Linked DNA regions of Mus musculus: all the other regions are linked to region 2. The links are chromatin loops, found by intact Hi-C in ENCODE. Cell type or tissue: left cerebral cortex. All regions are shown on one strand. Region 1 has its middle 49 kb from the start of Gm34667. Region 2 overlaps Gm34719 (a long non-coding RNA gene). Region 3 overlaps Dio3os (deiodinase, iodothyronine type III, opposite strand).

Region 1 (2,500 bases), 72 kb after region 2:
CAGCTATGTAATGCGAGTGCTGGAGATCCTAACTCAGGTCTTTACCCAGCCCCACACTGCTGGCCCTTGGGAGACCATTTTAATCATCAACGTCCACCATTCCTCCAGGAACTTGTCTGTTTTCTGGGTTCAGGCAGCTCCTTCTACAGGCAGCTTGACCCTCTGGGCACACCAATGGCCTCTGATGGCCTGTGTTGGCTTCCTCTCTCTGCTATTCTCTCCTGCAGCACACCCACACCCAAGACTGAAAGAGAGCAGTACTTGCAAGGACCAGGACTTACCCAAAGAAAGTATGGAATAAGAAAGTACAAGAGGTAGCTGAGTGGCTTAAGGTCATCACTGCTAGGTACGCGCTTCCCTAGGCCTGGGGGCTTTCAGGCTGGCTCTGAGAGCCTCAGAAATCTCCCCGAGTCTGGGGCTGCCTTGTGCCCAGCTCCAGAAGCTTGGGGGGGGGGGGACTCCTTAGTGTCAGAGGCATAAAGCTGGGGTGAGAGGTTAATGTTCATGGGATGGGCAGCCTACTGTGGGGCATAGAAATGTGGGCGGACAGGACTTCTATGCTCTGTGATACTGGACATCCAGAGGAAGACGGCTCAGGACTGAGTGCCCAGCTGGCATGGACTCTGGGCCCAGATGGCAAGCCAGATGGGACAATTGTTTCCTGGCACCCAGGAGAGATAACTCAGTGGGCCGTTGCACAATACGCTGCCATGCGGCGTGGACAATCGGAGCTGTCTGGAGGCGGTCTCCTGCTGGTCACACATCCCGGAAAACCTGGCTCATGAGACCATGAGCCAAAGGGAGCTGGTATGGATGCCACTAGCTGACCTCTCCCACCTCGACACCTTGGGACTTTCCCAGATAACAAGGCTCTGGGATAATAGGGCCTTTCTCCAGTCTGGATCAAGTCAAGGTTTGACCTCCAGGAACCCAAGGACATCCACTCTTAAGTAGCAGCTTTGTTCCATGCTTGGGGTTTTCACTTAGGTCTGAGCTCCCAGATTTGAAGTGAGATCCACCAGAGGCTCTGAAGATGGGCTCTCAGCCACCTGGGCAGCCAGCAGGCACTGGAAAGCCTGCTTTCCCTTCTGTGGAGCCTGGTCGATCGCAGGATGGGCTCACACAGAGAGCAGCCTCTGAGAGGTTCTGGTCACGTAGGCAGGTACACGGGAAACAGTGTGGGGAGGCCTCAGTACACATCCCGCTACCGCTCTGCCCACATACCTCCTGGCAGCATTCTGTAGGATAGAACGCTGTCTTCCAGGTGGGGGTCATGTCCTCAGCTCTGCCTGCTACTCTTCAGAGGGTCCCCTGGAGGCTCACAGAGGCCACTAAGATAGAAGGGATGCTGCTGAGGCTGTGGAAAGTGGCTGGGCAGTGACCTCAGGGGCAGGAGCTAGACACAGATACTCCTTTATGCTCCATCCTCACGATTTCCGGAAACCAAAGTGATTAATGTGGGGATGGAGGGGGTCCCAAAGAGATTGTATCCCTAGCTTTGTTCAGAAGGAGAAACTTAAGAGAAAGGGCCAGAGAAAGGGACTCTGCCTTGTGTGTGTGTGTGTGTGTGTGTGTGTGTGTGTGTGTGTGTGTGTGTGATTACAGAAGAGTTGGGGCAAGCACAGGTACTACGGCTCCCAGACCTCCTCCCCTCTATCCAAGAGAGCTGCCTGTTAGCACAGCAAGGGTGTCTCTCCACAGAGAGACCAATAAGACAACAAAGAGACAGCTCTCTCCTTTCATCTGCTCTGAAGGCTCCCATCTCCCTTGTGGCACCTAGCAAACGTTTCTGATGAAGCCTTTCCCACAGTCCCGGACTCAGAGCATACATCTGCACCTCCTGGTGGACTAAGCTGACTCTCGTCAGGCTGGGTCTATGTGCACAGAAGAACAGGGCATGATGGGAGCTGGGAGGCTGCTTTGTAGAGCTGTTTGCAAGTGACCATGTGGATGACATTTGGAGCTGAACTGGCAGGCCAGGCCATCTTAACACAGGACAGGGTGTGGGTTTTTCACGACCTCCCTAGATTCTGAAACCAACCCCTCCCCACCACCCTCCCTCCCCGTCACCCTCCCTCCCCCCAATTGAGCCCTCCTCAGCCTTGCTTTCCCCCTCCTGCTGGGGTCGTCTCACTGCCTGGGTGGTGAGGCAGGGGAGGTGCCACATATAACCCTGGGCTTCCCATAGGCCCAGATCTCAAGCTGGGTTGCCTCTAGGTGACATGTGGCCCTTGCCAGGGCTTAGGCTATTAGAACACAAAGTGTAGGTCTTGCTTCAGGTGTCTTCGGACTGCATCTTGCGTGTCCCAAATGGCATGGTCAGGGTGGTTATTTTGCCTCTGACCCTGACATAGGCCGAAAATGAGGACTGAGTGGACAGTCAGAAGGGACAAATGAGGAGTCAGAAATAGTCAACTGCTCCTTCCAAATGCCTATCTGGTCCCCCCCTCCCTTCCCAGTGGGACTTCTCCACAGGACAGCACCCAAGGCATAGTAGATT
Region 2 (2,500 bases):
ATCAGAGCAATCCTCAGAGTATCTATAAATGCCTTTGAACTCCTTGGGGGAGGGGGGACATGCAATCAAAATACCACGTGAAATTCATATAAATGTCATCCTAACTCCCGAGCTTCAATTTGAGTGCGGGGATTTCAGGCTTATGTGGATGCGTTTCGTTTATTTTATTATCATGAAAGTTACATGCATATCCTGAAGCTCCGAGTTCTAATTCTTTCTCCCCCCCCCATTTTCTTTCCTTTTTAATTTTATTTTATTTTACTTTTTATGGACTGTACTATCTGCTAGGCTGAGATGCTGAGGCTTCTTTTCCAATTGGTCGTCTTGCATGGCTTTTCTTGAGAGATGAGACGGCTCAGCAGTCAAGAGCGCTTACTGCTCTTGTAGACGACCTGAGTTCTGTTCCCAGCACCTGAGTTGAGTGACTCACAACTGCCTATAACTCCAGCTCTGGGATACCCAGTGCTTTTGACCTCTACAAGTTCCCCCAGTTACAGACAGACAGACCAATAGACAGTCTGTCTGTCTCTGTGTGTGTGTGTGTGTCTGTCTCTGCCTCTCTGTCTCTCTGTCTCTCACACACTCACACACTTTACAAATAAAAATCTCTTTTTCCAAAGCAGTTTGCATGTGAAAGTGTTTCCTTACACATGTCAGCGGAGCCTGTGCAGCATGGCTGCTGAGCCTAGGGTGTTCGTTCTCGGGGTTCCTTGTACGGAAGGCAAGAGCAGATGGTATTTATCGCCCAGTTTTCAGGCTGTGCTTCCTTGTTACAGCTTAATGATCGCATACTGCTTTGCCTTTCTGTGGGGGAACTGAGAATAAGTTTCTCTGGGCAGATCTACACGAGTCTGTCTTCCCGAAAGCCCCGGGTCTGTTTACTTGACTCCCCGATGCATCTGAGTTATACTTAAGTCCTGTGTTTACTGCAGAGATTTTTCCAAAAGGAGAAAAAAGATCTAGCGACCCCAAATTAGTTTAGGAACCAGCGTGTCCCTTGCTTTAAGGAACACGGTAAACATTTCAAAAGAGCATGCCAGCTCACTATCTGACTCTCTGCAGCGACTTCAGAGAAAACAGCAGCAGTTAAGCAATGCGTGCCAAGAGCAAGTCTGGGGGACCGTGTTGATTTGCAGAGAGAAGGAAGGGAGTTGGCTGCTCACTGCACTTCTCCTGGCTCCACACTTGCTGCAGGAAGGCAAAGGTCCACTTCTTAGGGTGTCTTCCTGGGGAGCTGAGGGCCTGCCTCCACCTCTTTGCTGTCAGAGGTTCCTGATGGGTGATGGGTTGAAGGATGGTTGATTCATCCACAGGGCTTCTCCCTATGAGATGGGAAACAGCTCCCCAGGAGAGGAGGCTGAAGAGTGGATGGAGAAAAGCCTTGGAGAACCCGGGCTCAGCCCTTGCCCTAGAGTCTGGACATCTGCTTGGGGTTCGCAGGAAGAGAGTAGGCTTGTGGGGACTGGGACTAGGATACTTTCTCAAGACACCGAAGACCTTTCCACAGCCCTCCCCTCCCGAGTCCCTTTAATTTTTCTGGCTAAACATAATTAACACGTCTCAGGGTTGTTGGCGATTTTGGTTTGTTTATAAAGAACAGGCTTGCTGGTACCCAGGGCCCAATAGAAAAGAACTTGCTCATTTGCCACATATATCTGGGCATCTGGGACAAAAATTTGAGTGTCAGCCCCCACCCTTGGCCCCCAACTGAAAGGCCACCCAACAGCCACTTGAAGCCTGTGGCACTTGTTCCCAGGGCTCCCAATGTGTTCTGTCTCCTCACCACTGGGGAACTGGGAGCCGAGGGCAGCTGGCCTGCCACACACACATACAACACACCTCCTGGTGAGGTTGGAAAAAAATCTTAATTTTGTTTTATAGGTCACAGGTCAGCCCGTCTGTGCCGATTCTTGTAATTGGGCGAGACATGTTTTGTGTGGCCCCAATTACGTCTTTTCTTTCAGGACCCAACGGGAGCCATCAATTAGGACCACGCCGGTGCCTACAGCTGACCTGAACTGTGTGAAGACAGAGCTTCCATGAAATGCCCTGGAATCACTTTGTTCCCAAGGATCTTAATTACAAGGAGTCCTCATGGCAAAGGGATTAAATGGCTTCCGCTCCTTTAGGTCTGTAGCTCCCCACCCAGCCAGTGCTTCCTCCTGTGCTTGGTGTTTCTTTTCCACCTCAGTGTGACAATGCTCTGGAGGCTTCCTGGCAAAGGAGCGCTGAGGAGAACGTGCGTGCGCTTAGGAGCTGCTCTTGACACCGGGACCTTTCCGGAAGTGCTTCCTCTCTGGCAAATCTTTTGCTGAGCAGGTGGAAGGGAGAGGTCCCAACAGTGTTCTGAACTGCTTCATCCCCCCTTCTCCAGCTCCAACGGAACAAATCCCTTGGAGGTAGCGTGACTCAGTTTCCCCAGCTGGAGATCCGGTGACTGGGTGCTAGGCTTAACCCTTTCAGCACAACTTGAGATTGTTTCCAAGAACGGTTGGTGAGT
Region 3 (2,500 bases), 230 kb before region 2:
CCTTCTCTGGGGTAACGGGACCCCAGCCGGATACTACAGCTCCAGCTGCTTGCGTCCCATGCATCGCCCTCTCGGGAGAGACCAGCTACCTAACTTTCTCTACCAGAGACCGCGCTGGCGTCTCGGGAGGGTGAGCACAGTCAGACCACTTTCCATTAGCCATGGAACTTGTCCGGAAAAGTCGACCTCAAGTAGCCCAGAGGGCGCCCAGGTAGGCGCCCGCCCTCACCACCTGGTTTCTGCTGTCCTGGCAGGATGCTCTGCCCAGGGAGTCCCTCGGTCGCGGGACCTGTGGCCGCCAGAGCAGCTGGATCTGGAGTGTGCTGCCTGTGAACAGCCTGTGAAAGTGGCTCTTCTCCCTCTGGGTCAGAGGATGTCTCTGCTCTGGGGGCAAGGGAGTAAACATCAGCACTTCCCACCTGAAGGAAGCCATCAGACTCCTTTGCTGTTTCTAGCACTCTTTGTAAGGTCTTTCAGGAGGACTTCAGAAATCTCCCTGAACGTGCCTGGCTGGGGGTTCCACTCATGGTTCTATCCCTAAGCAGGGCTCCTCTGAGCTTACAGATCAACCCCCCCCCCACTCTCTTTCAGACTTAGGTGGTAAAGTGAGAAGAGACTCTGGCTGGAGAGTCTGAGAGACAGATTGGGAGCTTCTGGGCGCTGTCTTGGGTAGAGCAAGAGATAGTTCTCTTCAGCCCAAGATCCCCTCATCTCTGGGAGATACCAGTCTAGGGCTTGTGTCCTGCTTCTTCCTATAAGGACCTGGGACAGGGATATGAGGCCGATCCTCCCCTTCTCGCATTATGTGTGTAGGTGCATATGCCATGTGGCAGCCATAGTCTGGGACAGATAGAAGTCCTTCTGGTCCTGCTCTATGGGACCAGTCACCCCTGAACATCACCCCTTTCTGATATGGGACACTTGGGAAACCCTGCCATCCACATTTCTGGACAGGGGCGGGTGTTGTGTGGGAAATAGGCTACACCCCACACCTCAGGATTCCAGAGCCTTGGATGAAGAACCCAGGCCTTCGACTTCCCTGGCATCCTGTACAGGTGAGGAAAGACCCAAGGGGTGCCAGTGATTCTGGCTTTGGGGACACATACCTGGCTTGACAACCACACCAGTGCTCCCTACCTTTCTGCGGTTCCTCCTCATCTCTATTTTCCTCCCCAGTCCTCTTTTCCCATGCCCTTCAGGGGAGCACCCCTAACTAGCTGTAGTTCTCAGCCTTTCTACCAGTTACTTAAACTATCTTGTCTTGTCCCAGTGGTCTAGAACATGAATACTGGCCCAAGGCCAAGACTCTTCTGAAATCCATGAGGGGTGTAGGCCTCAGTGGACCTGGCAGATTTGGGAAGGGACACAAGTTGGGGTACTTGTCCTGTTTCAAGAGCCGGGGTGGGATGGTATGCTCTGGGCTCTCCTGCCTGCTTTCTCCCAGCTCCAGCAGAGGGCAGACAGGGAGAGAAAGGAGGGATGCACTGGGCTGGGTCCATTTGGTATCTTGGACCAACTTGGTGGAGGAGGAGGGCCAAGGTCCTGGCATGACTGAGGAGGACTGGCCTTTGGCCAGTCTTCCACTCCCAAGATTTGGGTAGTAGTGGTCTGCCAGGGAAGGAGTGCTTAGAGGGCCTGACACTAACCCCTTCATCTCCTAGCCTCCGGGTGGGGTTGGTGTGCAGTGTGTGGCAGGCATAGTCTCTGCCTCCCATTCCCAAGGCTGTCAGGAGACACCCATGCAGGTTGGTGGGTCTTGCCACTGGCTTCTATGTCTCCCAGCCGGGGTATTTCCTACGCACTCAGAAAAGATGGCCCAGCCCCTAGATTTAGAGAAGAGCATCAGAGAATAACAGTCCTGTGCCCTGGGTCTGACCCCATCTCATCATGCCCTGGTTACATGGGCTCAGTCTTCCTTGACCGTCACTCCTGTCGCTCTTGGTCTGCTTCCCCCACCCTGGTCTCTGGACACTTGAGGTTTTCCTTCCTCTGAACTTCCACCCATGGTGTTCCTGTTGCCCTTCTCTTTCCTCCCTCCACCCCTATAGTCCTCCTGTTCTTCTAAAGCCCTGGTCTGACCTGGCCCCACCCTTCCTCATACAGGGGAGCCCACTTTCTGCCTGGACTCTTCTTGAAGGAGCACACTCCCTCTTCCTGGCCCTTCTTCCTCAGTGGCCAGCAGCCTGTTCAGCAGATGCATTTCTGTGTTTGCCCAGCAGACCTCCCAGGCTGGCCCAGGCGGGATCCCTTGGAGAGACTTCTGGGAGGGGCCCAATAAAGCTTTGTGCAATGAGAAACGTGTACAGTGTGGACTTACTGAAAACCGGGTTTGGGGAGAATTTCTAGATGTGTCGTTCTGCCCTCTGCACACGGCGGCGGTAAGCAAGCAAGGTAGGACATGTTGGTGGCAGCAGGCCTGAGTGAGGTCATCTAGGACTGGCTCCGTGGAACATCCCCTTTTGGGTGTGGCATCTAACGAATATGCCCTCCACCTGCCCAC

The links. Hi-C counts contacts between places; a loop is a spot of excess contacts. Peaks named below come from ENCODE experiments on the same cell type or tissue, not always from the same donor. Only the 100,000 strongest peaks of a DNase experiment are listed, where the experiment ranks them.
Region 1: it touches region 2 in a loop (6-fold over the local background); 5 of 42 quality-filtered maps call a loop at or near these places.
Region 3: a loop joins it to region 2, with 2.3 times the contacts of the local background. A loop is called at or near these places in 4 of 42 quality-filtered maps.

Annotation. Positions count from the first base shown.
Region 1 is chr12:109,973,960-109,976,459 of GRCm38, reverse strand. No RefSeq gene overlaps it. Among named protein-coding and RNA genes, the nearest start is that of Gm34667, 49 kb to the left of the region's middle. In left cerebral cortex, no CTCF peak of the experiment used is centred here; DNase peaks (open chromatin) are centred at 674 and 1,095; H3K27ac peaks cover 346 bases.
Region 2 is chr12:110,046,288-110,048,787 of GRCm38, reverse strand. Gm34719 (a long non-coding RNA gene) reads left to right here. Exons shown (of 3, transcript XR_873006.3): 3 at 1,965-2,360. Among named protein-coding and RNA genes, the nearest start is that of Gm40574, 23 kb to the right of the region's middle. In left cerebral cortex, no CTCF peak of the experiment used is centred here; DNase peaks (open chromatin) are centred at 776 and 1,059.
Region 3 is chr12:110,275,181-110,277,680 of GRCm38, reverse strand. It overlaps Dio3os (deiodinase, iodothyronine type III, opposite strand), which reads left to right. Exons shown (of 4, transcript NR_002866.2): 2 at 1-130; 3 at 255-1,055; 4 at 2,104-2,297. Among named protein-coding and RNA genes, the nearest start is that of Dio3os, 1.6 kb to the left of the region's middle. In left cerebral cortex, a CTCF peak has its summit at 1,454 (motif pointing right); no DNase peak of the experiment used is centred here.